2 separate regions of the Homo sapiens genome follow, and region 2 is linked to region 1. The links are chromatin loops, found by intact Hi-C in ENCODE. Cell type or tissue: MCF 10A. All regions are shown on one strand. Links, peaks and the distances in the headings refer to the core of each region. The heading gives the core; the rest is flanking DNA. Region 1 overlaps BACH2 (BACH transcriptional regulator 2). Region 2 has its middle 110 kb from the start of MAP3K7.

The links. Hi-C counts contacts between places; a loop is a spot of excess contacts. Peaks named below come from ENCODE experiments on the same cell type or tissue, not always from the same donor. Only the 100,000 strongest peaks of a DNase experiment are listed, where the experiment ranks them.
Region 2: a loop joins it to region 1, with 12 times the contacts of the local background. A loop is called at or near these places in 105 of 110 quality-filtered maps.

Annotation. Positions count from the first base shown.
Region 1 is chr6:89,931,418-89,947,409 of GRCh38, forward strand. BACH2 (BACH transcriptional regulator 2) reads right to left here. Exons shown (of 9, transcript NM_021813.4): 8 at 6,727-6,933; 9 at 1-1,473. The coding sequence ends at 991. Among named protein-coding and RNA genes, the nearest start is that of GJA10, 45 kb to the left of the region's middle. RefSeq lists an enhancer at 3,186-3,686. In MCF 10A, for the core only: a CTCF peak has its summit at 9,200 (motif pointing right); a DNase peak (open chromatin) is centred at 9,214.
Region 2 is chr6:90,471,751-90,487,742 of GRCh38, forward strand. No RefSeq gene overlaps it. Among named protein-coding and RNA genes, the nearest start is that of MAP3K7, 110 kb to the right of the region's middle. RefSeq lists a silencer at 7,738-7,847. In MCF 10A, for the core only: CTCF peaks have their summits at 4,967, 5,176 and 7,764 (motif pointing left); a DNase peak (open chromatin) is centred at 7,701.

The DNA of each region.
Region 1 (15,992 bases), core at 4,623-12,622:
ATCACCTGAGTGCTTTTTAATTAGCTAAAATGTTTTACTTTTTTAACTAAAAGCAAAGAATATACAGTATACTTGAGTTATACCGAAGTTACAACTTCATTTAAGAAAATAGGTTTGACCCAAAACTCAGTGCAAGTGGCAAAGTTGACCATTACTGTACAGTATCTGCAAGGAAAACAAAAACAAAAACAAAAACAAACAAAACCCCCCAAACAAACAAAAAACAAACCTACAATGCTCAAATGACACCACTTGGAGGTGCCAAAACCAAACCAAACGAAAAAGAAATCTGAAATAAAACCTTGGGAAAAAGCTTCCAACACTGAATTTTGTCCATAAATAAGTACGAATTGAAAATTGAACTGTGAAGCAAGAAAAATGACCATGTTAACAGTTACCAAACTAGTTCTAGCATCAGAGACAAAAGAAGAGGAATGTTGGAACCTGTTTCTAAATGAGAAATAAGTTTCCAGTTTTAGGATGAGAAAGTTGAGGCATGCAGGACTTTTGCATATGGATATATATATATATATATATATATTTTATATATATATTATATATAATATGTACAGTCTAGCTATAAAACTTTGATGTGTATAGAAGCTGTCTTCAATGAAAAAAATTGAACATTCAGAAGAAATTCCTGAGATAGGGTTTGTGACATGGGCCACTGAGAAAAAAAATCCGTGGTTGGGGCCTAGAGGTGTTGTAGTCTATCCCTGTGAAGACTGAAATTGAGCCACAGACAGACAGTGTCATCACTGCTGTCTTTCCTTGCCTGGGCAAGGGGTAGCACCATTGTGAAGGTAACTATCACTCCTGCTCGAGAAGAGGAGAGGATACTTCGGAACAGTATTGCTGCTAAGACCGCTGTAGTGTGCACCAAATGTGTTCTCGGTTTCTTCGGGACAGCAGATGAACAGTGCCACAGGCTGACTGAAGAACGCCTGGATGGGAGAGGTGTGCGGACTGGGAGGCAGAGCCGAGTCACTAGGTATAATCTTTCCTGGGCTGTTCGTCAGTTGTACACTTATCAGTCATTTCCTGGCAGAAGTCCACGGTCACTGTTTGGCTCCTGGGTTCAAGAGGAGGTCCTCTCTCTGAGAAGGTTCCCGGGTCAGTGCCTTCTAGTCTCCTCCCAGAGGTACAATTCTCGGAGGTGTTGCTGGGTGCCCAGGGGGGTCCGGGGGGAGCCGCGCCTGGCTCCAAGCAGCAGGGCACGTTTTCCCCCACTGCGCATTGGGAGGCCGCAATGTTCTGCTCAGCACCCAAGGGCGCAGGGTTAATACTGGAGGCCGTGGGCAAGTCCATGGGTCTGAGGACAGGGCAATACCGATGCAGGGCCTGGATCTGCTCGGGGCTCTGGATGTCTCGGCAAACTTCCTGGGAAAGGCAGGAGAAGTTGTCCAACAGTTCCCCCATGCATGCTTTCAGTTGATTCCTCTCTGACAACAGTTTCTCTTTCTCACACACCTGGACAGTAGAGAAAAAAAGAGAAGGGTTGATCAAGCCTGAACTGGAGGACAGAAGGCCTCGTTTCAGGTTTTCCAGCCTTTGTTTTGCATCCTCCATTATAATGTAACTCAAGAATGACTAGGTCAGGCTCTAGAAACTTAAAGATACATATTCAGGGGGCCCAGACACAGGCTTCTGCCACACCTTCCATCTGATGCCAACACCTTCCCCAGGACATCTCTTCATCCCTCTCCAAGGCCCGGGCAAACAACCGGCAAAATCGTCACGAATCAGAAAACTTCAGAGTCCATGTTTTGGTTTCCTGGAATTTGGGGTTTGTAGAGAGTTAAATGAAAAACTCTCAGTCCCAATCTTGTGACTGAAAATCTCCCCCAAATGTATCAGGTTGCCATTTTTGAAAGGCAAAAATCTACCATTCCAACCGTATGACATTTCGAAAAAAGCAAAACTATGGAAGCAGTAAAAAGATCTGTGGTTGTTAGGGGTAAAAGGGGTTGAACAGGTGGAGCACAGAGGATTTGGGGGCAGTGAAGCCACTCTGTATGACACTATACTGGTGGATCCATGTCATTATACATTTGTCCAAAACCATAGAACGTGCAACACCGAGAGTGAACTCTAATGCAAACTATGGACTTGGGTGATAATGATGTGTCAGTGTAGGTTCATTGACTAACACATGTACCACTTTGTGGGGGATGCTGACAGTGGGGGAGGCTGTGTGTGTGGGAACAGGACCATATGGAAACTCTCTGTATAGTGTGTTCAGTTTTGCTGTGAACCTAAAACTGCTCCTAAAAAAGTAAGTCAGGCTGGGTGCAGTGGCTCCCACCTATAATCCCAACACTATGGAAGGCCAAGTTGTGCGGATCGCTTGAGCTCAGGAGTTTGAGACCAGCTTGGGGAACATGGCAAAACCCCTTCTCTACAAAAAATACAAAAATTAGCCAGGTGTGGTGGCACACGCCTGTAGTTTCAGCTTCTTGGGAGGCTGAGGTGGGAGGATCACTTGTGCCCGGGTGGTGGAAGCTGCAGTGAGCGAGATGGTGCCACAGCACTCACCCTGGGTGATACAGTGAGACCCTGTCTCCCCGCACCAAAAAAAAGTTTATTAAAAAAAAAGACAAAAAAAAAGTCATCAACAATTTCCTGTCGTTGCCTAACATACGGAGTTTCATATAGAACCCAGTATCAGCAGGCTCTCTGGCCTTGGTAGCAGAGCAGACTGAACAGGAGGGACCCTCCCTAGGACAGCTGGGAAAAGTGCAGTCTGGAGCAGCGATTCTCCCCGACTTGGGAAGGGAGAAGTAAGGATGGAGCCTGAACCCTTGAGTACTAGCCCAAGGTTCTGAGATGTTCTTCTCCTTAAACAAAATCCTACACATGCTCCTGTGTTACTGAAATTCACCATCCCAATAGAGAGGTGACTTCAGCAGCAGACTGGAGACTAATTAAGGTTTTACCATCAACATTTGTGAGAAGGGGGCTGGGCATGGTGGGTCATGCCTGTAATCCCAGCACTTTGCGGCTGAGATGGGCAGATCACTTGAGGTCAGGAGTTCGAGACCAGCCTGGCCAACATGGTGAAACCCTGTCTTTACTAAAAATACAAAAAATTAGCTGGGTGTGTTGGTGCGTGCTTATAATCCCAGCTACTTAGGCGGCTGGGACATGAGAATTGCTTGAATCCGGGAGGTGGAGGTTGCAGTGAGCCGAGATTGCACCACTGCACTCCAGTCTGGGCGACAGAGCGAGACTTTGTCTCAAAAAAAAGAAAAAAAAATTGCGTGAGGGTGAGGGGAGGAGATGGGGTTCCATGAGGCACACACAATGAAGTGGATGAAGAAAAGGGGCATCTGAAGCAGCATGAAGTCAGTTCTCACCAACCCTTTGCAAGCGCAGGCAGGAGAAGAGGACGGGAGAGAAAATGAAGAGGAGAAAGGGAGGAGCAGGCATGCGACACGCACAAGGAACAGGTCTCCGACACGGGAGCTGCATGTGCCGTAACATGAATGCAATCTGGCAGGCGGCGTGGGCATGTGTGTCGGAAAGAGAGATTTACACCGGGAAAGGGCACCTCCTAAAATATTTATAAATTTATCAAGAAAATATGTTTTAAAAATGAAAAATAAACAGATGTACAAGTGCAACTTGAGAGAAATACATTATGCGAGTTTGCAACAGCTGAGTGGCGGGTGTGTGGGAGACGGCGTGGGAGTGGGGAGTGAGTGCAGGGCCTGCTGGGGACCGGGCAGGGCAGGGAGGGACTTGGGGAGAGGTGGAAGCTGCTCCGCCCACCAGCGCCATCCCTGTCAGGACATAGCATCCTCACCACAGGGTGGCAGATAAGAAACAAAACACATCTGGGATGTCTCCTTAGGGAAAAAACTTATATGGGTGGCTGTGCAACCTGGAGCTCTCCCCTTTTAGTACAGAAATCTGCAATGTGAGGGGCAATACTGCTTGGGCGCTGGGAGAGGAACCCCAGGATCATTCTGCCACATTACCCCGGCCAAAGCACGGACCCCTCCAGGCCTACTCATCTGTTAAATGTTCCAGGCCACTTTCTAGGGGGAAGAAAATGAGGTGCCGCGTGTGACAGCAGCAGGGGAAGGCATTGCAAATCATGCCTTGGTTAAAACCATGAAGCTCTCAGTCACAGACGTACACTGATGAATGTGTTCTTATTCGGCACTGAAACACAACGTGTTATTTAAGGGGATGCCAAAAAGTGGTTGGAGAACTAGATGATGCTCTAATTTGGTTTTTTGGTTGAAAAATGCTAGCAAAGCGCTTTAGATATCTGCCTGGTCTGTGGCTTGGAATTTATTTGTTCAGTATCACAAAATTACACTAAGCAGAATGCAAATTACCAAAACCAGGCATTTCTCAAATGTGGGTGACTGAAGTTATTTTACTACCTTAAGAGGAGTGCAGGGCACTATAGACATGTGCCTAGGCCCCTGTAGACTCACACCCAGTGGACTTAACTACCTAAGCCCAGCAGGCTTTCAGAAGACCCACACTCACCAGCAGGAATGTCGTCTCCTTATGTGATTTAAATTAAATTTTGTTGTTTAACGACATTAAACATGTTAAAGCAATATTTGAAAGAAAGAAGAAACTCATAATCCCCTGAACTGAATAGTCACAATGTCCAGCGAATTTTAGGGCAATAGACATTTTCTGGGCGCCAGCAATGGGTCCAACACTGGATATTCAGAGATGATCAAGTCACTGTCCTTGTCCTTGAGGAACTGACAGTTGAGGGCTGGGGAGACAGACAAATGTATAGATAACTCAAGAGTAAGTGATAAGCACTAAGCCAGAGGTCAGATCAGGCTTCCACAGGCAGGTGCCCAGCCTAACTGGGGACTCAGGAAAGGGGCTTCCTAGAGAGGTGATGCATAACCTGACTCATTCATTCATTTAGAGATGGGGTCTTGCTATATTGCCCAGGCTAGTCTCAAACTTGTGGCCTCAAGTGATCCTCCTGCCTCAGCCTCCCAAAGTACTGCGATTACAGGTGTGAGCCATGGTGCCCAGCCATGACCTGACTCTTAAAGAACAAAGGAGATAGAAAAAGTGGAGGAATGTCCAAGGCAGAGAGGAAGTGGCATAGGCACAAGTGCAGAGTTTGATTTTATCAGGGATCAAGTCCTAGGAAGGGAGTGGATGGTGACACTGGAGAGGTAGCTACAGACTGGAACACAAATGGCAGGAGATATCCTACTAAGAAGCTTGGACTTTCTTTGTTGGTGATGGGAGCTGCTAAACACAGACATTTTCCCTGGTGGTGAGTGTCAAAGAAACCCACAAAACAACAACAACAACAATAACAAAAAACCCTGACGTCCAGGGCTATCTTGATAACATATAACATCCTGTGCTTTTCTAACATTTCATCCTTGTGCTTTCGTTCTCATTAGCTGGTGGCTCACCATGAGGCCAGGAGGTGCTGCAAACAGTCTGAGGAGCCACACTTAGATCATGACCATACCATGTGGCCTCCCTCTTCTTCAGCCTGACACAGACATGGCACCTGAGATGAGTTTCTGTTATTTGGTGGCAGAAAGGTGGAGCTGAAGGAGGTTGAGTTGGTTGTCTTCAAAGCTACAGTCAGGAGCCAGAGGTCACCTGGATTTACTTTCTGTAGTTTATGGTTGCTTATCAAGGAGAAGGGGCGGGGGCACATAGCTCTGAGTATGGGGGAGCCTGGGAGACGGGAGTTTGTTTTCTGTGACAAAACACTCTCAGGCACAGGGATGGCGATGACAGCCACCTTGAGGCAGAACTGCAAAAGAAAGGACCCTGGGCCTGCAAAGAATGTCAGGAGATCATCTCCTGAGCAATGGCCCCTCTGCAGGTAGGCGTCCTATCTCTATTCCATTCTCTTCTGCCAGGAGGCAGGAGAAAGCAGTGGTACAAGACACGATTTGGAATCAGACACCTGGGTTTGCATTCAAGTTCTACCAAGTACTGGGAAGTTTTCCAGCCCTTCTGCAGTTCCCTCCTCTGTAAATGGGGATAAAGGAGTGCCTGAGTCATAGCGTTCATGTGAGGATTAAATGGGATCATCCATAAAAACAGTTTAGAAGAATACCTGGACCATAGATGCTCATAATCAACATCAGTTATTTATTCATTTTTTTTTGAGACAGGGTTTCACTCTATCACCCAGGCTGGAATGCAGTGGCGTGATCTCCACTCACTGCAACCTTCACTTCCCCTGCTCAAGTGATTATCCTGCCTCAGCCTCCCGAATAGCTGGGACTACAGGCACGTGCTGCCATGCCCGGCTAATTTTTTGTATCTTTAGTAGAGACAGGGTTTCTCCATGTTGGTCAGGCTGGTTTCAAACTCCTGACCTCAAGTGATCCACCCGCCTTGGCCTTTCAAAGTGCTAGGATTACAGGCGTGAGCCACCACATCTGGCCAACATCAGTTATTTTCACATGTTGGATGGAAAATAAAAAATAACTACCTCTATATGAATAATGACTGAAGGATATAAAATATTGACACACTATTACACACCTGCGCGCATGCATGCGCGTGCAGACACACAAACACACACACACACACGCACAGATGTAAAGCTATTATTTCTGTTGAGAAACTTCTTAAAAAATAAACCCAAACTTCCGCAAAGGGTGACCCTTCTGTCTACTTTTCCAACTTTCATTGCTGTTACTTTACATTAGTCCTGGTCACTTCAGGTTGCTGATCACAATGGATGGGTCAACTCACCAATTTGCGGATTTCACATTCTAAATTCTGAATACAGTCCAGTTTCCTTTTGCGGCAGCGCTGGGCCGCGATGCGGTTCTTGCTGCGCCGTCGGACATCATGAATAAACTCTAACTGTTCTGAGGTTAGCTTGTGCATTTTAATCATCATCTGGAAATCGTTCCTTGGAAGATCTGTGATTTGATCTACAGGAAAAGGAAGTTTTACCTGAAACCAAGAATAACAGAAAATGATTATGGCAGCTGGATTTTAATTCTGGCAGGCGGAACATCAAAAATGATAAAACCTCCTTTTTATGATGACCAAGTAATATGGAAACTACTGAAAGCAAGCAGTGATTACTTATTTCCTGTTTAAAGACAGATAAGATGTAATAATACCTGGATAATCAAACAGAATAAGAACACATATATTGCAATGTTATTGTCTCTGAGATTTTTGAAGCAAATGACATGAACAATATTGGAAAATGTGTCATTTTTCATTGATGTAGCACTTTTGTAAGAAAGATTCTAGTTAGTTGAAATGTACTTCCATAAGACCTACAGCCTAACTCAATAAAATGACAAGTTATAGGGAGATACCACATAAGGACATATCTAAAGCCCCTGAATGAAGAGAGCCCCATGTATCCTGAAAATGCTGGAGACACAAAAAACCCAGTGTGATTCTTAGTTACAATAGCATATGGGAGATAGGAGGAGATAACTTGGATAGGCTTCACTAGCATATAGTAGGAGTCAAAAGAACCGGGCTTTCATCCTTCTCACCAGACATGAGACCTCAGGCTAGCTACTCCACCTCTCTGAGATTCAATTTCCTCATCTGAAAAATAGGGCATTTTAAAAAAGCCGTACAGTGCTATACAAGTGTTGGGCACTTTGGGAATTTATTTTCCAATTTTACAATGAAATGTTGACATTCCTTTATCAAAAGGTGAGATGCATTTTTCCTGCCTTTTGACCAACAGAATGCAGCAGTAGTAATGGTGTATAGTTTCTGAGGCTAGGTCGAAAATTAGCTGCCATGCCTCGAGGACATTCAAGCAGCTCTGTGGAGAGGCCCATGTGGAGAGGGGCTGATGCCTCTAGTCAACAACCAGCATCACCTTGCCAGTCATGTGAACAAGCCACCCTGGAAAGATTCTCTAGCCCCAGTCAAACCTTCAGTTGAGTGTAGCCCCAGCCAACATCTGACTTCACCTTATGAGAGATCTTCAGCCCAAACTGCTCAGATGGGCAACTCCTGAATTCCTGACTCACATTCACATTTCTCATAGAAACTGTAAGAGGTGTTAAGTGATTACTATTGTTTTAGGTCATTAAGTTTTGGGGTGATTTATTATGCAACAATAGACATTGGATGCAGGTACTTGCCAGCAAAATTCCAAATCTTGACAAATTCCAATTCTTGACAAATCAAGGCAAATAAGCATTATCTAAAGCGAGGACAGCAGTCTCCTGAAGGATGGGTTTGTATCCTTACTATGTTGTTAAATGATTGCTTATATTTCTTTTTTTTTTTTTTTTTTTTTTTTTTGAGACAGGGTCTTGCTCTGTTACTCAGGCTGGAGTGGAGTGTTATGATCACAGCTCACTGTAGCCTTAACCTCCTGGGCTCAAGCAATCCTCTTGCCTTGGCCTCCCAAGTAGCTGGGACAACCCTGCCCAGTTAATTAAATTTTTTTTTTTTTTTTTTTTTTGTAGAGATGAGGTCTTGCGCCACAGAGAAGGGGAAAAAAAGAGATGAAGTCTCACAATGTTGCCCAGGCTGGTTTCAAACTCCTGGGCTCAAGTGATTCTCCCTACTCAGCCTCCCAAAGTGTTGGTATTACAGGTGGGAGCCACTATTCCTGGCCTGAAATATTTCTTTTCTTTTTTCTTTTGAGATGGAGTCTCGGTCTGTCACCCAGGCTGGAGTAGAGTGGCACGATTTTGACTCACGGCAAACTCCACCTCCCTGGTTCAAGCGATTCTCCTGCCTCACCTCCTGAGTAGCTGGGATTGCAGGTGTGCACCACCATGCCCAGCTAATTTTTGTATTTTCAGTAGAGATGCGGTTTTGCCATGTTGGCCAGGCTGGTCTTGAACTCCTGGTCTCAAGTGATCCGCCCGCCTTGGCCTCCCAAAATGCTGGGCTTACAGGGGTGAACCATGGTGCCTGGCCTGAAATATTTCTTAAGAATAGCAACCAGTGAAAAAGACTGCATGAAAGAGCCCCAAGTGCGGAAGGTGAGCAGCAAACCACTACTCTATCTCAAGAGCCTCCTTGGCACCCATGAGGTGACACAGGCTTGCACCTTTGAGCAGTTTGTCACTCCCCTTCCCGAGGCTCTTGGGGATTCAGCAGCTTCTGGGTTCAGTCTGGTCCTGCTTCAGAAGCTCCTGGAATAAAAAGGTTGTGTGCTGCCAGGCTAAGAGACAACGTGTGGGTTAGCTCAGATTGCTTCATTCTTGTTTACATTCACGTCTGCTCCGGATGAGCCAGCAGATGGCACTACAAACCTAAACTTCCTTCAAGCACTAGCCCAGCCCTGTCTAATACAAACAATACGAGCTACATTTGTGATTTTAAATTTTCCAGCAGCTACATTAAAAGAAGTAAAAAGAAACAGGTGAAATGAGTTTGAATACTGTATGTTATTTAACCCAATAGATAAAAATACTTCCAACATATAGCTAATATAATTATTAATGAGATAGTTTACAGTTTTTTTTTTTTTTGTGCTAAACTTTCCAAATCCAAAGCACATTTTATCCTTACAGCACATCATAATTCAGACTAGCCACTTTCAGGGGCTCAACAGCCACGTGCAGCATGAGGCAAATGGACTGGACAGTGCCACTCTAGGAGACAGAATAAATGGACTCAATGAATCCCAGCAGCCAGAAAAACATATGGGTCTGGGCTGAACTGATCAAAATGCTCTTGGGTGAAGAAACCAACCCCTCGATAGTGTTCAGATGCTGCAGGGTTAAGTCTGTGTTCTTCAAGGGAGTGAGGATGAAGACATTTGATCCTGAGCCCAGGTTTCTCTTTGGTTACATCATTTGCAGGCAGACACGAGTCCCGGCTGCCGGCATGTGTGGCTAGTCAATTCCCGTGCACAAAGGCAAATGTACAAAATGATCATTTGACTTTTCTGTGGTTGGGTGCAAGCTCTTTGTCAGGTTCCATCACAGCTCCGAGCTTGTGCAGTGTGGCATTTACTGAAGGTTCCCAGCAGGTGATCTGATTCAACTTCTACCTGGTGAGCTCTGTCCCATGACACCTGTAAAATTTTGGTCCAAGAAAGCAAAATCGCAGTAGGGCCCATGACACCACTGTCGGCTTGGCCCTGCTCCGACTGCTAAAGACAGGCAGCCAGGACAAACAGTTCCTTGTTATGGGCTCGGGAAAGGCCTTTGTGCACGGGGCTGTGTTTGCACAGGGCTTCTAATGATATGAAAGAATGTTTGATTTCCCTCTTATACCCGTTGGATAACAAACACACTCAGATCCTGCACGGTGTCTCCGGAACACAGAGGTCTGTCTGTTGGAGATGTGGATGTTCCAACACAGCAGAGGTGGTGGCGCTTTGGGGGCTTGTGGAGTTTTCCCTCTGATGACAACAAAGCCATTCTGCTTCTGCTCTAAATGTGTTTACTTACTCTCAGAAAGAAGATATCCCTATAGTTCAGGCCACAGGGAAAGTCAAAAGGATGTCTATACCAAGAGCTACTGTATTTAAATCATCCAGACAGTGAATATAAAACACTAGGGGAATAGGAGGGAGAGTTGCCAAGAAAAAGAAAAAAATCACCAATGCTAGTTTCAAAGTCCTTGAGACAAAAAGCCATACAACACTTCAGCAGAGCTGCTGCAACACAATCTGCTTTTTAAAGAGGGTCAGAGGAAAAGGTAATGGGTCAACTATAGACTTTCTCCCAGGTGAAAAAAACCCCAACTCACTCTTGTTTCTCTTTACAAGTCTTGGTTCCCCCTCTAGCAAGGGAGGACTTATGTTCACTGACATGCGGGGGTCTCTGAGGTGTTCTCAGACAGGCACCGGGTCGGGGTGGGTGGGAACTTGACCACATCCAAGTTGTTTCTTGAGTAATAAGTTCCAAGCCAAGAACATCTTGTCTGGAAATAAGGAGTAGCCACTGACTGTTTGGTCCCGTGGAGGACATGCCTCTCCCAGGCTCTCGGCACTCAAAACATTCCTCAAATGGGGCTGAGGAGTCAGAGAAGGCCAACAGACCTTGGAAAGCGGAAACACATCAAGAAGGTTGAGGCCCACCTCTTTTCCTTCTAGATAATTATTCTGAGCCAAACAGGCCCAGTTGGGCTTAACATCTTATTAACTGTCCCTCCACACACTTGCTCCTCCAGGATCTCACTTCCCAGCAGTGGCTTGGTTTCCTAAAGAGTCCCAACAGCCAATGTGATGAGGTGAAGAGTCCTGTGGACTGTCGCCATCCCCACTAGTTATACTCAGCCACCCACACACAGCTCCGGACACACAGGCTGCATATAAGGGGAAGGGCACGAGGGATTCATGGGCGCCACTCTTTAGCCAGGGGTCTACCACTTTGGTTCTCAGTGGAGAATCGGAGAATCAGGGCAGCCACTGAGTCAGCAGGCCAAGGGCCAAACAGGGCACCAGAGGCCTGTGCCACAGTTGGCACAATAAGCTGCTGTTGATTTTATTCAGCCCAGCAAAGTGTTGACTCTTCCCCCTCTGGAACACGACAGGAGCAGCAGGACCGAGGTGGGTTTTTAGCACGGTACCTGCCCTGTCCTGCTAAGCACGGCTATAGGAGGGTTAGTTCTTCTGGAGATTCCAGCTTTACACATTTTTTTTCTTTTAAAGACAGGGTCTCGCTCTGTTGCCTAGGCTGGTCTCAAACTCCTGGCCTCAAGCTATCTTCCTTCCTTGGCCTCCCAAACTGTTGGGATTATAGGAGTGAGCCACCACGCCTGGCTAGGCTCCAGCTCCTGAGCAGTCAGTAAAATGGATAGTCCCTGCAGTGTGTCCAGGGATTCTTAGGTCCAGGTGTGACATCTGGACAGTGCATGGAACCTACATATGTCTCCTTGCATGCTGTCTGCACCAACGAGGCAGAGGGGAGGCTGTAGGCTGGGCCCTGGAATGCCGGTGCTTCCTTCTCACCAAACAGAAATCGGCTGCTTTATTTCTCTTCCCTGCCAACAGCCACGACCATTCTTCAGCCTAAACCATCATCCCCTTCCTCCCAGTTAAAAGGAAACATTGAAAAATTATATAAGTATTATATAATTATAGATTATTCTGTAAGTATTATATAAAAATTACATATTATATAAATATAGCTTTCATAAAATATAAGACAAAAGAAGGGAAAAAAAATTCTCATCCCCAAATGATGACTCTCTTGCTCTGGTAGATTTCCCCGTGATCTTTGTTTTCTCTGCATCTTTTTTAGGAGTTGCAATCAAGTGGTGCTGTATCTATCTCACCCAACAAACATTTCGCTTGCCTAGTGTCTCTGCTTTGCTGGGTGAAGTTTACTGGAAAAGCAGGAAAGTAGCTGCAAATTTTGCAGAAAAAGCCAGAAACAAATATTTCCTGTAGAAATCTCAGTGGAAGACTAGTTTGTTAATATTTTTTCCTACTTCATTTCTTGGTTTTATTACCAGATGTTGATTGAAACCCATGGGAGTAGGGTCACATTAGCATGATACCCTGAGACACTGATGGTGTGGTCAGCTCTCCGAAGTCTTTAACGCCTGTACTCTGAGGAGACCCTCAGATCCCAGGGAGCTGTCGAGGGAGGAAGCAATATGCCCATTGGAGATGATTCCAGTGCTGCTGGAACCAGGACAGCCAGCTCAGTGCTGGGCAGATGGCAATGACAAAATCTCCCCTCCCAGGTGAAGAAATGTTTCTCGCGCAATTGTCCTTCCACGCCCTCTTCTCATGGTCCAGTTTCTAGCACAAATATGGGACACCTGGGATTCAGTTGTGATACGTCAATTAATTAGTTGTGTGATCTCAGGCAAGTCTTCATTCTGTCTGTCCCAAAGTTCTTGGAGGATCTAGGAGTCACAGGGCGATAACGCCTGCCCTACTTAGCTTACAGGGTTGCTATGAAGAATACAACTGGATGACAGGTGGAGAAAGTGCCTGGGAAAGTTTCAACTGCCTGATAGATACAAGGTATTATTATTTCTGTTTATTAGCCCTATCTATCTCTGTCACATGGTTTCGTCTTACAGACATGTGCTTTGGAATTCCAGACACTTACAATGTTCTAGACAACATAAAAACACTGTTTTAATTAGAAATATGGCTGATTTCTATGCTGCCCAGCAAGGTTTCTTTTTATTAAGCAGACCAATTACAGACACTTCTAAAAACTTGCCTGATTCACCAAACCACAAAAATGATTGTGAAAATTTTACATACAACATGTGTCTCAAAGTCAGCATTGGGGTGGGAAGAGTTAGAGTCAGATGGCTCTTCTATTCTGTACCATTTCCATGTTTTCTCTGGACTTTATCTCTCTCTTCCCTTCTCTCTCTCTCTCTCCCGCCCCCTGCCTGCCCCCAACACACTCTCTTACTCTCATACACTTTTATCTCTCTCAGTGTAAAACATGTTAATAAAGCAAGTCCAAAAATCCATACTTTTGACTGTGCAAAGAAACTCTCTGTGGTGCTTCTTTACTAAAATCTACAATTAAGTAGAAATGGTCCAGTTACAAAGCTGTCTTACTAAGAGGCTTACTACTTTGGAAAATGACTGTAATTTTCTATAATTTCCAACATCTAAAAACAAACCTATAAACCATAATGAGATAAACCATAACTACTCACACCCACTAGAGGGCACTAACAAAAAAGATGGGCAATAACAAGTGTTGGCGAGGATGCAGAGAAACTGGATCCTTGATACACTGCTGGTGGGAATTTGAAATGGTATAGCCACTTTGGAAACAGTCTAGTAGCTCCTCAAAAGGTTAAATACAAAGTTATATGATTTAGCAGTTCCACTCCTAGGAATATTATGGAAATAACTGAAAACATGTCTTAAAAACAACTTGTACTCAAATGCTCACAGCAGCATTATTTATAATAGCCCCAAAGTGGAAACAACCCACATGGCCCTCAACCAATGAACAACAAAATGTGGTATTAGTCAACAAAATGGATCAACATTATGGAATATTACTCAGGAATTAAAAGCAACAAAGTACTAATACATGACAATATACCTGGTGAGTACATCAATGGCAAGGGTAAACCTTCAAAGCATTATGCTAAAGTGAAAGGAGCTAGACACAGAAGGCCACATCTTGCAAGATTCTATTTATACAAATGCCCCAAACAAGTACATCTACAGAGATAGAAGGTAGATTACTGGTTGCCTGGGGCTGAGGGGAGTGGGCAATGAGGAGTAACTGCTAATAGGTACAGCATTTCCTTTTAGGGTGGTGAAAATGTTTTAGAATTACATAGTGGTGATGGTTGTACAACATTGTGGATATATCAACAACCACTGAATTGTTCATCTTAGTAGGGTGGATTTTATGATATGGGAATTATGTCTTAATTTAAAAAATAAACCTGTGCAAGATAGACATACATAAAATTCAAACATTACAGACATACATAGAAATGAAACTTTCCCTACACTCCTCTCCAACGGTGCTCCCAGTTTTTTCTTATTCTCTATGCTGATTTTATTTATATGGTGTGTATATTTAGGAAACAAACTAGGACCTTGTGCATACTGCTTTGTGATTTTCACTTATGTGACTTGTTCATTTTTTTTTACTGGAAGAGAAAAATTCCCAACCTGACTTCTTAAGGAATATAGCAAATCCAGAAGTCATAAAGAAAAAGACTTATACCTTGACTACATAAAACTAATATTTTTTTATATGGGAAAAGGTACAATAAATAAAGAAGCAGACTAAGGGAATATCTAAGCAACATTTATGAGAAAGGGTTAATATTCCTAATATTAGGGATTAAGATTCCTACATGTTGATTTAAAGTTAAACAATACAAAAGAAAAATAGGCAAAGAGGTAAACCAGCAATTCACAGGAAAGGAAATATAAATGTTCAATACACATAAAACAAGATGTCAGCCTCATTAGTAGTCACCATTTTTTTGCCCATCAAATTGGCAAAAATTAAAAAGACTGGTGACAACTAGTATGGGCAAGAATAGGGGAAATTGGACACTCTAAGTTGCTGATGAATATGTGAATTGCTACAACATTTTGGGTAGGTCATTAGGTAGTATTTAATAAATGGGCACAACCTTTAGCCCATCTTTGAAACTAACCCACAAAAATAAATGCACCACTACTAACAGTAGGGTCACAAAATGTTTATTGCAGCAATGTTTATCAGAGGGAAAAACTGAAAACAACTGAAATGTCTGGTGATAAGTGACAGCTGAATGAACTACGATTTACGAGAACGAGAGATATTGGAGAAACATGTCTTGGCCCTGTGTGATCGACCTACAGCCACGTGCATGGTAGACAGCTACGTGAAAAAAGGAAGCTGCTAACTCTACAACATAATGCCATTAAAATAAAACCCAAACCCATAGAGAGGTGAATATATATTTGTATATTGTTGTAGGCAAAGAGAAAGCCTGTTAAATTTGGTATGTTTGGGGCTGGGTATGCTGTGTTCTAGAATTTAAAAAAGAATGTCATTTTAAAAAGCTGATTATTGATAAAGGATAATACTGCGCTAATTTGATCTTTCTCGAAGCCAGGGAACAGTTAAAAAGGATGGGAGAAGCCAACGACTGTGAGATGGAAGGGCTGCTTAACACGGTATAACTACAACATCTTACAGAATACAAGGTATGTTAACACTTCACTTTTGGTCTAACGTTTTGGCTCCCTACGGGGTGGAGGAAGACAGATTGGGAAAACACACGCGAAGTATTACACTGGCGTCTGGCAAGGGGTGGAAACTCCTGTCTTGATTTCTGACTCTGGTGTCTCCGTGGGGTTCACTTGAAAGAGAAGGCACCTGGATCCCATATGAAAGCAGGGCAGGGCAGAATTAGCCCAATAGATGCTGGCTTCTTCTGGATCAGTTCAGGAAAACAAGTTTTGACTTGTGGAGAAGGATCTGCCTTGAGCACTATTACTGGGGATAATACTTCAACCAGGGTCAAAGTAACTCCCTAAAGCAGGTTATCAACTCCTCGAGCAGCAGTCATGGCAAGTCCCTGAGACAGTTCTTGGAAACCTAACCTCCTCTACTCTA
Region 2 (15,992 bases), core at 4,267-12,266, 540 kb after region 1:
TCTAGGGCGATTTCATCTCAAGATCTTTAACAAGTTATATCTGGAAAGACCCCCATTTCCAAATAAGGTCACATTCTGGGTTGTGGGTGGATATGGATTTGGGGGAGGGGAGCCGTTGTTTATCTTGCTACCCTGGCTTTGTGTCCATGGACAAGGAACTTTACTTCTCTGAGTACTTTACACTCTAAGTGTAATTTCCCCAGGGTATTTTAAGGATTAAATGTGATAATAATACACATAAAGCAATTAATAACACCTAGCACATAGTAAGCATTCAATAAATGCTAGTTATTGACTATGGCAATAATACAGTTAACATCATTTATTTGACCAATAGCCTATTGATTATTTAGGAGTTTTTTTTTTTCCATTTTTGTTATTATAGACAAGCTCCTAGTGGGCACTCTTGTGACTATACAATGTTTTTTACATATTTATGATCATTTCCTTAGCATAAATCTCTAGGAGTGGTTTGCAAAATGTTAAGCCTTTTAATTTAACAATTCTTGGCAAGGCACGGTGGCTCGTGCTTATAATCCCAGTACTGTAGGAGGCTGAGGCAGGAGGATCAGTTGAGCCCAGGAGTTTGAGACCAGCCTGGGCAACATAAGGAGACCCCTATTTCTACAAAAAATACAAAAATTAGCTGGGTGTGTTGGCTCACCCCTGTAGTCCCAGTTAGTTGAGAGGTGGAGGTGGGAGGATCACCTGAGCCTGGGAGGCTGGGGCTGCACTTCAGCCTGGGTGACAAAGTGAGACCTTGTCTCCAAACAAGCAAACAAAAAATTCCTTTTTGCACTGCATGGTTTGATGATTGGCTTTTGTTGCCCAATTTGTGAAATTATCTTTTGCACAGCAGTCTGGAGATCCAGCTTAGATTTCCCCAAATTGTCATTCCTGGAAACACACATTATGCTGAAGGTCTGAGAATGCCAGTGCTTGTTCACCAGCTGATTCTCCTGATGGTAACTCACAGAGGCCCGAGAGATGGGACAATGGCGTATCACGGGGAACCAAGGCCGGGCAGGCACAGGAGAGGTGCCTGATCTGAAACAAAGTCACTGGATTTTGCAAAGCAGTTTTGAACACTCAGGTAGACGGTAAACCACAACAACCGTGGCAGGAAAACAGCCCACCACAAATAAAAGCCTAAAACCCCAGCTGACTCTGTTCATGCCTTAATAAGAAATTGCTCAGCAGTTCAAATGCCCTGGTTCAAAGCCCTCCCTACAAGGCGAGGAACCTGAGGCCATTGTTCCGGGTAACCCTCAGGCCATGGGTGATTCTGAACAGATTGCACAAGGGCACAGGGTGTTTTAGAGACGCCTTCATCTTTGTCAGTCCTGAACCCTCCCTCTTCCTTCTGCTCAGCCCAGAGGTGCTGTGGGATGAGTAGAAAAAGGAAAGGGCCCTAGTGTTCCCAGCTGAAGTCAGAGGACTTCGGTTTCCTTTTTATTTTATTTTATTTTAGAGATGGAGTCTTCCTCTGTCACCTAGGCTGGAGTGCAGTGGTGTGATCTCGGCTCACTGCAACCATCACCTCCTAGGTTCAAGCAGTTCTCCTGCCTCAGCCTCCCGAGTAAGTAGCTGGGATTACAGGCACCTGATACCACACTGAGCTTCTTTGTGTGTGTGTGTGTGTGTGTGTGTGTGTGTGTGTGTGTGTACTTTTAGTAGAGACAGGGTTTCACCATATTGGCCAGACTGGACTCGAACTCCTGACCTCAGGTGATCTGCCCGTCTCAGCCTCCCAAAGTGCTGGGATTACAGGTGTGAGCCACCGCGCACAGCCTGGTTTCCAATTTTAATTTTGCTTTTTATCATATCAGAATGAAGAGAGTTCCATCCAAATGCACCAGCAAACCAGGTCATAAAGGAGATGACAGAAGGCACCTGTGCACTAAGGCAGTGGCACATGACAGTAACATTTCCTTCTGCAGCAAATACATGAACCTTTAGTCAGCTTGTTTTGACCACAGTTAGAAAATATTACCAGTGTAGTGACCACAAATGGTATTTGAAAACATCACGACGGTTTGGAGATCCACCTCCCACATATTTATACAGCCTGTCCTCCACCTCCTACATAAAACTACTTTTCTTTTGTTTGACATTCTTTTTTGAAATAACGTTTGAAATCGTTCAAAGTCATGAACTTGGAGGTGAGTAGGTCTAGCTGAAAATCTATATTTAGCTTTGCAGCAGGCTTGTAAAAACTTGTTTTTATTTTGATTGTTGTGGGTTTGCACCCCTGGAGTTTCATTTTGACTTTTAGGGTTAAGTAAGTTTCAAAATGAAATGCATCCAGTTGTCAAATTTTCCCCCAGGTTTTAAGTTTTAAAACGGAGGTCTCTCTTATTTCGTATTAGTTTTTTTCCCCTAAATTCCTCTCCTCTCCCTCTGGTACCCTGATAATCTCCTTCCTCCTATAAGTGTAATCCTTTTCTCTTGCCTCCTTATTACCTTGGGAAACAATAAGTAGAGGCCAGAGGAACACCCTTGTTTTAGGTGTCAAAGAGCTGAGCTCATATTCTTGCTACTGGGTGGTGAAGGAAACTTGAGATTGCTGCCTCAGTTTCCCCTTTGGAAAAAGGGGATGCAAATAAGAGCTCCCCTCTATTTCTTAAAGGTGCCATGACTGGAAAACCAAGTTGAACTTGACTGAAAATTAAGGAACAACATTCCTCCTAAGTACAAACTGTCACGATGGTGAAGGATTCATTACCCAATGACTTCCATAAGTATTTGCAGCCTCAGGCCCTGGCACTGGAAGCTACAAATAGGATTCCTGCTACCCAAGGAAGGTATAGCCTCAGATAGGTAGGTACTCTGATTGGCAAAGAGAAGAATAAATTATTAAGCCAGTCTGCGAAGCCATAATAAGGTGAATGAGCTAATGGCACTCTATATTTCTTCCATTATCACATTGTATAGGGACTTTTTAAATGTCTGTTAAACATGAGGCAAGATGTTTCATAAACTAAAGCTACATTCAGCTTGTATTCATTTCGTATTGCTGTCGTAACAAGTTACCATAAACACAGTGACTTTAAGTACACACAAATTCACTATCTTATGGTTCACACAAATTCACTATCTTACGGTTCTGGAAGTTGGAATTCCAAGATCAGTTTTACTGGGTCAAAATCAAGGTGTTAGCAGGGCTGTGTTCCTTCTGGAGGCTCCAGAGGAGAATCTGTGTCCTGGCCTTTCCCAGGGGCTACAGGCTGCCTGTATTCCTTGGATCGTGGTCCTCAGCTCTCTAACCCATATTCCTGCCTCCCTCTCAGAAGAATCTTTGTGATTACATCAGGCCTGCCTGGATAATCCAGGATAATTGTCTCATCTCAAGATCCTTAACCCAATCACACTTGCAAAATCCCTTTTGCCATGTAAGCTAACATATTCAGAGGTTCTGGGGATTGAGATATAAACATCTTTGGAGGACTCAATATTCAGCCTAGACAAGCTATGAAAGCATGGACTTGATCTGCCTTGCTCACTGTTGATCCTAGTACTTGGCACAAACCTTCTTCATAGTAGGCACTTGATTAATGTAAATAGAATGAATGAAAGGAATAGATTATGTCTGGTTTTGGCAGTTCGGTACATTAGATGCTTATTGTGTACCTACTATGAGCCACACCCATAGGGGTGCAGAGCTGTCCTGGAGCATACAGTCTGACTGGCAGACAGTCAAGGAGAAAACTGAAACAAGTAAAAGTAAATCCTGGTGTCCAGAAGCCCAGGAGAGCCAGGGCGTCATAACAATTCTGTTTGCACTCTTGGAATTTCTTTCTGTACCGGTTGGCTGCTGCCTTCTCTAAGAATTCTTTGAACACATCCCCTTGGCAAATGTGATTAATGATATTTAGATTTATTTACTTCTGTTTTTTTTTTTTTTTCTGATGTGCTAAGGGTCTGTACTGGAGAATCATTAAAAGAATTAACAATTAAGTTTCTGCAGAACCTCCTCATCCCCACCCTCTGCCCAGCATAGGGAAAGCTCAGGTGGCTGGAAGGAGGTCAGAACCAAAGTTCAGAAATACAGAAAAGCTTAAAGGGATTTCCTGAGCTAGCCTGGGAACCTAAGCACTGTCATTCACTGGTTTTAAGTGTGAATGTGTTTCAAATTTCAAATAGTAGCAATACACTTGGCATTTCAGAACATAACTGCTAGCAAGTTATATGCTGCCTGCTTGTGCACCAAGGTCCAAAAACTGCTTCTCTGTGTTTCAATTGAAGATGACTCAGGTGAATTACAGAACACCACATGGTTGAAATTCCTTTTATATGTGGTCTTCTGGGTTTCAGAAGGGCTGTCCACATGCAGGCCTTCTAAAGAGCCAACCACCAGTTTCCTGTATACCCCAGCCTTGGGGCTTTTTGCCATCTCTCTGCTTTGTTATTAAACAGTCAGAAGTGGGCTGGGGGTGGTGGCTCACGCCTGTAATCCCAGCACTTTGGGAGGCTGAGGTGGTTGGATCACTTGAGGCCAGGAGTTCAAGACAAGCCTGGCCAACGGGGCAAAACCCTATCTTTACTAAAAATACAAAAATTAGCTGGGTGTGGTGGCAGGTGCCTGTAATCCCAGCTACTCAGGAGGCTGAGGCAGGAGAATTGCTTGAAGCTGGGAGGCAGAGGTTGCAGTGAGCTGAGATCACGCCACTGCACACCAGCCTGGGCGACAGAACGAGACTCCACCTAAAAAAAAAAAGTTAACAGTGAGAAATGGAGTCCCCTTTGTCTGGACGGGGAGCGGCTGGCTGGGAGGAGGATGTCAATGGGAGACCGAGGGGAGACAGCTGCAGAGACTGCAGCAGCCTTGGAGGGCAGGACAGAGGTGGACGTGGGAGCACTAGTGGACAGGCCATGTGTACATGGAGGATACTCAAAAGGCAAGGACTGCCTGACACTTGCAAACCCGCACCACCCCCCTCCTGCCTCTAGGGTGCCAGGCTCTTGAAGAAATATATACTTACCCATTTTTGAAAGGTTGACGGGTCTTCTGAGCGTTTGAAGGGGTATTTTCTGTTGTTCAATTGTGAACATATTTGGTTGCAGTTTTGAAGGCTTTTCCTCTAGAACTTTTCATGTCCTATTAGCTGATAACACTCCTGAGCATGAATGTCTCTGTGCTACTGCCCTCTAGGTGTGTTGGAAAAAATAGAGTGCTAATCCCACGCACCTGCTTTCAATTCGGCCCACATGAGTCTGGTGCCAGAGGTTTGTTCACTCTGAATATTTCTACGCAATCTTCAAAACCTGCATTTTTTTACGCTAACACATCTCTGCTGTCAGCATCTTAATGTACACACACACACACACACACACACACACACACACACACACACACGTCGGGGCTCCATAGTCCTACCATTTGTGTTCTCAAAGGGAAGAGTTGGCGAGGGTGAGCTAGGATGACCACTAGATGACAGTATATAAAACACCTCTTAGGTGCTCAGGTGAACGAAGTTTGAATACTGCCCAGAGCTGCGATTCCCAGATTCTGATCTGTAAAATTTTTTAAAAAGGAAAAGAAGGCCCAGTGCCTGTAATACCAGCACTTTGGGAGGTTAAAGTGGAATAATTGCTTGAGTACAATTCGAGACCAGTCATAGTGAGACCCCATCTCTACAAAAAAGAAAAAATTAGCCAGGTGTGGTGGCACACACCTGTAGGCCCAGCTTCTTGGGAGGCTGAGGTGGGAGGATTGATTGAGCCTGGAGGTTGTGGCTGCAGTGAGCCGTGATCACACTGCGTGGGCAACAAAACAAGACTCTGGGCATTCCAGCTTGGGCAACGAAATGACACCCTGCCTTAAAAAAAGAAAAAGAAAACGAAAACAGGAGAGAGCCATTGGCTTGCCAAGTTTTTATCTTGCCAGGGGACATCATTAGATATAAATCAACTTCCATTCCTCCCTAAGAGAAACATTTTAGTCATGAAGAAATAGGAAGGACAGAATCTCAAAACAAGAAATTATCTTGTAAATCTCAAAGTAGCTTTATGAAAAACTTACCACATTGTTCTTTTGTGCTCATTTTGATGCAGACCAGTGAAAGAATCATCATGAACAAGCATTTGGGAAATAAACCTAGAGGAAGATTTATAATTCCAGGTTGTGTTTCCATGAGTGGAATTAAGATAATCGATCTTGCACTATGTTATCTTCAAAATGAATCTAAGAGCTAAGTAAAGTTTCAATCCAGAGACACAAAGAAGAAACAGGGGTTGACATTTGATAAAACTCATGCTATAGTCTGAATGTCCCCCAAATTCATGTGTTGAAACTTAATCTGCACTGCATTGTCTTAAGAGGTGGGGCCTTTGGGAAGTGTTTAAGTAGTGAGGGCTCCACCCTCATGAAGGGTTTAGTGCCTTGTAAGAGGGTTGGAAGGAGCCAGCTTAGACTCCTCTGTTGCTCTTCCACCAGGTGACAACACCTAGATGGCCTCATCTATGAGGAAGGAATGAGCCTTCATCAGACACTGAACCTGCCAGCACCTTGATCTTGGACTTCCTAACCTCCAGAACTGGGAGAAATAAATTCCTTTTCTTTATAAATTACCCAGTCTCAGGTATTTTGTTATAGCAGCCGAAATGGACTAGGACACTCACTAAGATGAGGCAAGCACACAGGAATCGCTGCATATGTACTGGGTGTGTTGCTGAGCCACCCCTCCCCCCGCTTCATCTGGGCCATCTCAGCCTTCTGTTTGTCAGGAACAAAACTGATGATTGCTAAGCCTCCTTGGCCCTAGGGATGGGGCTGTTGAGCTGAACCTCCGCTGAACCAGGCCTGTAGGAACTGCATTCAGGTCCCAGGCTGGTAGGGAGGGTCAGCTCAGGCTCTCCCTCCTGCCATCTTGCTTGACCTCACCAAAGAATTCTGAACCAGAACATGGGTGTGCAACCTTCTGTGGCAGAGATGGGAGAAGTGAGATGCTATGCCCTGTTAAACAATGTGCTAAACACTAATATCACGAGTCAAATTCTAACTTTCAATTAGAGAGCCCTGATTTCAAATTCTGGGGCTTGGGCAAGTCACTTCACCTTTCTAATATTCAGCCTTCTTGTTTGAAAATAGGGCCATTCGTAACACCTACCTCTCATAGCCATTGTGAGATTAAATGAGGTAATCTACATAAAGTATATAATGTAGCACTTACTGTGTGTTCAATGTGCATTAACTAATATTAATAACATTGGTGCAGGGTGCTCCTTTCTAGAGGCAAGCAGGCTGGATGATCCTAAAAGATGCTTTGAGATGCGTGCTAAACATCATGTTTTGGAAGAAATTTGCTGCCAGTAAATCCCTACCTCTGAGTCTCTGGTTTCGTTTTAACAGCTCGTACTCTACAGGTGGTCACAACGCGGAAGGGATTGGAGTGTTTGCAGCCTGGGGAGTTGCTTCTGTAGTTGAGGAGATCTGGAGTGTCGCCTTCTGGATCCGAGTGGCCCTGCTTATTCATAAGGATGGAAATGACTTGGTATTTAAACAGTGGGGAGTCCAGTTAAGCTCTTCTCTCATTGACTATATTCAAGATCCCATAGTAGGTATCTCCCCAGCAAAACTACACAGCCTCTGGTGAGGCTGGAGAGCACAGAGAAAACTCCAGATTACCAAACACACTGACAGTGACACCACACCCTGGAGCTGTGCGGTGACTCACCCTGCCTGGGTAGGAAAACTCTCCCGTCACTGCTGTGAGCAGGCAACGTTAAGGGGTCCTTGGAAGGCTGTGCTTGTACTGCCATCTAGTGGTTTAAAAAAGTACGGCTCGCTTTGGGAAGGGTCCTGGATCCCGTAGTCCGAGCTGTGCAGTCAATCACTAAGCACTAGCATCTTCCTCATGAAAATTTAGTAAGATGAATATTTTATTGAAAACTTGGCATGCTAATTTCCTAATTTAATTTCATCATTCCCCCCACAAAGCACTGAAAAGTTTGTGAGAGTCAAAATAGAGTGAAGAGCACCAGCCTAGGAGTTCGAAGGCTCCTTTGAGTGACAACTCCCAATATAACTTGGAGGAAGTGGCTTAAACCTTCTGTTTTCTCTAGGAAAAAAAATGGAAGTTAATTCCCCAAGTGTACCTCTCAGTAAATGGCTGGGAGGTTGAAATGTGGAGCCACTTGTTCTCCTCTTTCTAACATGCTGCTTCCCTGGCCCCATGTTCTCTGGCTTCTAAGCACACGTTCTTTGCATTTCTTTTTAATTTCTGAATTTCAGGGAAGTAGTCTTTATCTATGGAGACCCTTTGGTTTCGGAATGTGGGTTTTTCCCTTGAATCAACTGCCCCAAGAATATCAAACAACGCTTACATGGGCCTGTTCTCTGTGGGTGCTTTTCTCCTTGACATAGCAACAGTTACACCAGCTCTACCCCAAAATGTGCCAAGGTCTTGATACACAAAATTTGGGTGTTGTGTTGAAGTGATAGGTTCAAGATCCTAAGGGTCAATAGTCTGTAAACCTACTGTTAGGGAATTTTAAACTTCTCCAGTGTGGTGTGTGAGCGCAAAGGAGCATAGGACAGGAACTCCAAAGACCTTGGTCTACTCTCCAGTGCCCTTTGATTCTGGGCTCCTCACTTAACATCAGCACCTTCATCTGTAAAATGGGACTATATAATAAGAACTTGTCAGGATTGCTAAGGCGATCCAGTGAGGTAATGTTTGAGACAGTTATGTGTAAAGCAGAGAGGCCTGTACTGGTGTTAGTTACTGTCTTTATGATTGTTCCCTCATTTGGCACCTCTTCTATAGCAATTATGGTACTGGATTTGGGGTAACCACCACTACCTCAGGTTTACTAGGTGTATGTGTTTTTCCCTCCAAGATTTACTGTATTTAAACAATTGATGGATCCACCTACTGTCCTTATTTGAAGATGATGTAGTCACAGCCTATGTGGTTTTGTGAGCCAGCAAAGAATAGTTTAATGGTTCAATTAGCTCCTTGAGGAGATACATGGTGGTTGAGATATGCCAAATAAGCAGCATGCAACCTCTGTGGGGAGAAAAGAAGTCAGCCGACTTCTTGTGAAGACACAGCTTCCTGCAGAGCCAGATGTAGCTCGCGTTTTCCTCTTGCTTGTTCCCAATAGCAGTGCTCAGGGGGGATAAACTTTACTTAACCTAATTAATTTTAATCACAGCTTTCAAATCTCATACTGTGAAAAGAATTACAAATTGGAATACATTAATAGAAGCCATAGTTTATGCTGCAAGCTAATCATGAAATGTGCATTTACATTTTCTGCATGAGTTTGCAATTACCATTGAAATAAAATGCCGTTATGTCCTTTTAAATTACCAAAATGTGAAGAGCAGATTGAGCCAGGCCCATTTTTGTGCTACGTTACTACAGGAGTGTCTAAATTCCCAAGAATTAGATGGCTTCCTCCATCTGAGTTGCAGTGAGGAATGATTTCCTGTTGTCTGCTTTGGGCAATTTCCGTTTTTAAATAAAAATCTTTTAAACTGATTGTACAAATGTCTCACCCGCTTTAACGAGTAGTCCTTTAAATTTAGTACAGAGAAGAAATTTTATGTGTATGTAAAAATTATGTGTGTGTATACATACGTATATCTACATATGAATGATATATGCATGTAATTTTTCATTTAAGTTCCATGTAAGCTTTCATGGAGGTACACATGGAAGTAAATGCCAGCTGGTTCCTCAGAGGATCTGAGGCATTTAGAGGAAACACGGAGGGTATAAAAATAAAATTTTAATAAAGAATTAGCTCCCAAATTAGAATAGAATGGCGAGACGTCTGCAGAGTCCGCATGACTTCTATGTGTGGAGGACTTGGCAGTTTTGCCCCTCTTTCACACGCGTCATCTTGCTCGGTCCTCGCAGCAATGATCCTGAGGTGGGCAGCACAGGTGTGATTTGATTGTCTCCATTTTACAGATGAGGAGACTGAGAGCACATCAGTGAGGAGCAGAGTGGGTCTTTCAATTCCAGGCGGAGACTCTTTCGGCAGGGAGGCTCCCTCCATCTAGAAACACAATTTTTAAACTATCAGAACTCAGTAAGGAGGGACAAGTAGGGATAAGCAGTGACTGACCACCTGTTAACATCATCCTGATACCTAAATAAAAGTGATGTAAAACACCATGGGGTGAATGTGCCTTCATAATAAGTTATGCGGCTTTGGCTGGTTTGTTTGGCCACCTCGCTGGACTTACTCAGACTTTGGATTTTCAGAAATATTTTATATACAATTATGCCTGAGAATGTTCCTAGCATACTGCTGACTGGTTGTTAAGCATGTGCAGAAATAGCATCCCACAACAACAATGTGAGGAAGGGAAGGTAATATCTTTTCCTCACTCATGGAATGAGGGCCTTCGGACCTACTTCAGAGGAAGGTCAGAGAATTCTTTCATGGCCTGCTTCAGGGGAGAATGGCAGGAAAAGGTCAAAGAGACCTTCCTGCTTCTGTTTTCTTAAATGCTGAGGTGCTATGTATTGCGGTAGCATGTCTTGAGCCTCATCATCATCAACAACAACCACCACAACAACAATAATAGTAAATAGCAGCTACCAAGTGTTGATTGCTTACTATGTTCTAGACACCTTGTCATGTGATGGTCTTTCCCATTTAGTTCTCTGTTGATATGGTTTGGCTCTGTGTCCCCACCCAAATCTCACCTTGAATTGTAATCCCCATAGGATCACCACATGTTTAGGGAGAAACCTGGTGGGGAGTGATTGGATTATGGGGACAGTTTCCCCATGGGCCTCGCTGGTGATAGTGAGTGAGTTCTCACGAGATCTGATGATTTCATAAGAGGCTCTTCCCCTTTCACTCATTTGCTGTCTCTCTTGCCTGCCACCATGTAAGATGTGACTTTGCTTCTCTCTCACCTTCCACTATGATTGTAAGTTTCCTGAGGCCTCCCCAGCCATGCGGAACTATGAGTCAATTAAACCTTTTTCCTTTATAAATTACCCAGTCTTGGGTATGTCTTTATAGCAGTGTGATAATGAACTAATACATCTATCTTCTTTTATCTCAGGTAAATATTCCATTTCTGCCAAGATGCCCACCAACCAGTGCATGCCAAGACTATGAGGCACCATGAATCCCTGGCTGGCTCACATGAAGGCAAATCCCCTTCAGGACCAGGAAGGCCCAGGCCACTTTGTCCAAAGGTGGTCCAGTTCCAGATACTCAGGTCTTCTTTAGATGTCACCTTCTCTTGACCTGCTTTCTCTTGGCCTAGCACCTCTTTCAGTCACCACCGATATCACTTGCTTTCAGATTCAGATATCTAAAGACCCTCCCCTAGGGCATAACGTCCCGTCTCATCCATCTTTATGAAGATAGTGCACAGTGGGGGTGGGGGGTACTTGAAAGACCTGGGCTTTCAGATTGTGCAGACCTGGGTGTGAGCTGGGCTCCACTGTGTGCCAGCTGAGATTGAGTGATTTGCTGAACTGCTCTGCACTTCAAGTTTCTCATCTGTTAGCAGGGATTTAAAATCTGTTTTGCAAGGATGTTGTGTGGAGATGAAATGTGACATCTATGTGATGCATGCAAACAGTCCCTGGCACATAATCATTGCTTGATGCCATGACTCAGAGGCTCTGCCTGGGCCCTTGCCCAAGCTCTTCCATCCTTTTTATGTCCCTTAGTATCTTTCTTAGCTCCTATCATAGGAGATATCTGGGCAAGCACCAGCCCCATCCCACAATTTCTACCTCCTTCCTCCCCACTTTCACCCTCCAATTCTGGGTCCGTGGACTTAGTTACATACTAGTCAGCTCTCTGCCAGCCCTGAGGGCCTGGCTGGACTCCTGCTGGATGGGACCCTGTGCCTCGGGTGCAGGGAGGATTTGGACAGTCTTCTAGCAGCCTCTGCACCATTGGCCACGGAGTTGAGGGCAGTGGATCCCTATGGTTCATCTCAGTTGCTGTGCCATCACGACTGGGGGGCAGGGCGGGGAGCGAGTGGATTAGATCTCAATGTTCAAGTGTGGTCTGTAGACCGGCAGCACTGGCGTCACCTTGGAGCTTGTTAGAAATGATAAATCTTGGCCCACTGAATCAGAATCTTCATCTTAACAAGATTTCCAGTCATTCCTTCTGAGCCCTGGGTTAGCCCCCAGTAGGCAAGTGCCCCTCAAGTCACTACACAGGAGAACTGTGGACAAGGTAATTCTTCCCTCCAGGGTCAGCAAAGGTATCTGCAAATCCTTTAGTAGGGGTGTATGTGTTTAAAACACTCACAAAGTCTAATTTATTTATGCAGGAATCATTTTTAAATTTCTTTCCGGATTGTTAAGGTAAACCTTTGAATCCTCAGACCGATATATGATGTAGGATGTGGCTGGCCTTGCTTCACGTATAGAAGTCACACCCCACAATAACAATGTAGGGGAGGGAAGGTCATATCTTTTCCTCACCCATGGAACGAGGGCCTTATGACCTACTTCAGAGGAAGCTCAGAGAATTCTTTTACGGCCTGCTTAGGTTAGCGGGCCTGTGCCCATGCCATTCAGTAAAGTCTCCCGGAACCATACCCACTCTGACGCTTTCTCATTACGGAGACAGAATCACACACACAGACACACACACACACACACACACACACACACAGGCCATGACATGATGTTTTCCACCCCAGAACCTGTGCTTATATGTTATCTCTTCTGCCTGGAATGTCCTTGCTGTCCTTTGGGTGAATTTTAGTCATCCTTTAAGTTTCATTTAAAGAGACAGCTCAGCCACAGTGCCCTATGTAAGATGGCTGTGTGATGGTGTTTCTGCTGTTACCACGTTGCATTCCAGTGTTCTGTTGATGGTGTGATCACCTCCTGGAAACACTGAACTCAGTGAGGGCAAGGTCTGTGTTGTATTTATTCATCTTTGTATCTCCTACACCCAGCACAATGACAGGCACGCTGGAGATGCCCCATAAATGCTTATTGCATACACAGAAAAAAAGCTTAGCTTGCTATGATGGCTTTTCATTTCGTCCTTTGAAGTTTAATCAGAATAAAAGAAAATAACTGCAGACTCTAAACGTTTGTAAAGTTTCTGTAAAACCTTACAACCCAAATGGAAAAAAAAAAAGATCAAAGGGAAATTAGACAGCAATTTGTTTTAAAAAAAATGTAGTGGCATTTTAATTAGAGAATATTCTTCTCATTGAAATGAGAAACTCCCAGGGAAATACTTGATATGTTAGAGTCTCCCTCCTCACATTTTTTTCTCCAGCTATTATGGGACCTGCTGAGCAGGCTTTGTGAAGGAAAGCTCCTAGGATGCTGCACAATGAAGACACTCAGCACTTACACAGCGCTCTGCTCTTGCCACAATTAAGCCTTTCACTTCTCCCGGCCCTGCAGCGGGGGAAACCCGAGTTATTTACTGAATTTGCTGGCTAGAAGGCCCTGAGGATAAATGACTTGTTCGAGCCTAGGCAACTGGACTGTCACAGGCAGAATTCAGAGTTTTGGACCTGTTTCTTATGTCAAGCAGTTTGTTCTGACCTCAGAAGGGAATCCCTTTTTAATAAGCAATGCACATGGACCCCAAAGAGTCCCCAGAAGGTGGTCGTTTGGAGGGGATCACTGGATATCACAAATCGGTAACATTTTTGAAACTCAATATGGGGATGACTGTAGGATTGCCATCTTTTAATCTTGCTAATTAGGAATATGAAGAAAATATATGGCCGGAATTATGCCTTAAAGAAAATAAATGTCTTATACTAAAAAATAAGGAATTGTTTCAGAATAAAGCCCAGGTTTTTTTTATTGAATATATTTAGTTTTATTAAAAACACAGCACATTGTAGTTATTTTTATCGTTTTACAGGAGACCAATGAAAACTGGCAGTTTAGTGTTTGGGAACCACTGTTTTTAACTAAATATGCTAGATCCATATTTTCTGTAGAAACCCCAAAGCCAACCTTCTCTAGCAGAAAAGTGAGTTAAGATTCACCTGCTGGCATTCCACGCCCAGGGCAGTCACCCACTTCCTCTTTCCACAACTGTGGAAGTAGGCGTTACTTGACATTCTGAAAGTACGTCAGAAAGTAATCCTGACAGCACTTTCTGTAATTGGTGTGTTGTTGCTGTGCTTCATGCTCACTAGAGAGAGAAGATGGAAGACTAAGGAAGCCTCGATGCAATCTTTCCTACTGAGTTTTAGGTAGGAGTAGGTGATACAGTTTGTCTGTGTCCCCACACAAATCTCATCTTGAATTGTAACTTCCACAATTCCCAAGTGTTGTGGGAGGGACCTGGTGGGAGGTGGTTGAATCATGGGGACAGGTCTTTCTTGCACTGTTCTCATGATGGTGAATAAGTCTCACAAGATCTGATCATTTTATAAAGAGGAGTTTGCCTGCACAAGCTCTCTCTCTTTGCCTGCTGCCATCCATGTAAGATGTGACTTGCTCCTCCTTGCCTTCTGCCATGATTGTGAGGCCTCCCCAGCCATGTGGAATTGTAAGTCCAAAAAACCCCCTTTTCCTGTATAAATTGTCCAGTCTTGAGTATGTCTTTATCAGCAGTGTGAAAGCAAAGCAAAACTTTTGAGCTGAGGATTTTATCCTTTGGTGTACTATACTCCACAGGGGAAACAGAAAGAGGTTGAGGCTGCAGTGAGCTATGATAGGGTCACTGCCCTCCAGCCTGGGTGACAGAGTGAGACTCTGTCTCTTCAAAAAAAGGTAAAAAAAAAAAATTAAAAATCTCCCTAAACTCTATGTACAAGCTATCCTTCTACCCTCCAATCTGTCCTAGGTGTGGGCCAAACTGACTTTGGGAGAAATTTACAGTTTGAATGATAATAACACTTCCCAAAAACAAAACCACCCTTGTAAAACTAATAAAAGGCCACCAGGTTAAGAGGATGGGCGAGGTCACAAGGTTTGCAACATCCCCAATTACTCGTGTAATTAATGTCACTATTGTAGAACCTAAGACTGGCCTTTTGAGATCTTTTCAGGCTTTTGCATTTCTGATGACTGGATGGCCCCACCTGGACCTGTGACTCAACCAGTTCTGTGGCCCCAACCCAGAAGGGGACTCAGCACATGAGGACCATTTTCCACACCCCTATGATTGCATCCCCCACCAATCAGCAGCACCCTTTCCCTAGGCGCCTGCCCACCAAACTACCTGAAAACCCCCCAACCTTCCAGCTTCTGGAGAGATTGATTCGAGTAATAACTCCAGCCCCTGCTTGGTGTGGCCAGTCTCACCTCAATTAAACTCTTTCTTTATTGCAATGCCATGGTGTCAGTGGATTGATTTTGTCTGTACAGCAGGCAGGAAGAACCTGTGGGGCGATTACATGAAGGAGGACAATTATGGATTTTTCTTTTATGTTTTCTAACTTTTGTTACTGTATTTATATTACTTTTAGAATTTTAAGTAATTTTGTAATGATGAAGAAATGAGAAAAATTGAGGAATTACACCTTACTGATTGAGTTTTCCAAAGATGGTCACAAGGTTGCTCCTGCTGCACGCTCCTCTTCCCATGGGACCTTAACACTCCTCCTTTGAGCTCCTCCCCCAAACCTAGACAGACCCTTGTAACTGCCTCAACTGAACATAGTAGAAGTGATGTTACTGGAAAGGGGTCCTGATCCAGACCCCAAGAAGAGAGGGTTCTTGGACTTCACACAAGAAAGAATTTGGGGCGAGTTCATAGAGGGAAGTGAAAGCAAATTTATTAAGAAAGTAAAGGAGCAAAAGAATGGCTACTTGCAGGAAAAGGATGGGCAATTTCCAGAACTGAGGGTTCCTCTCATTTTTAGACGATATAAGGTAACTTCTTGACATTGCCCTGGCATTTGTAAATGGTCATGGTGCTGGTGGGAGTGCCTTTTAGCATGCAAATGCATTATAATTAATGTATAATGAGCAGTGAGGAGGACCAGAGGTCATTTTCATCACCATCTTGGTTTTGGCAGGTTTTGGCTGGCTTCTTTGCTGCATGCTGTTTTATTAACA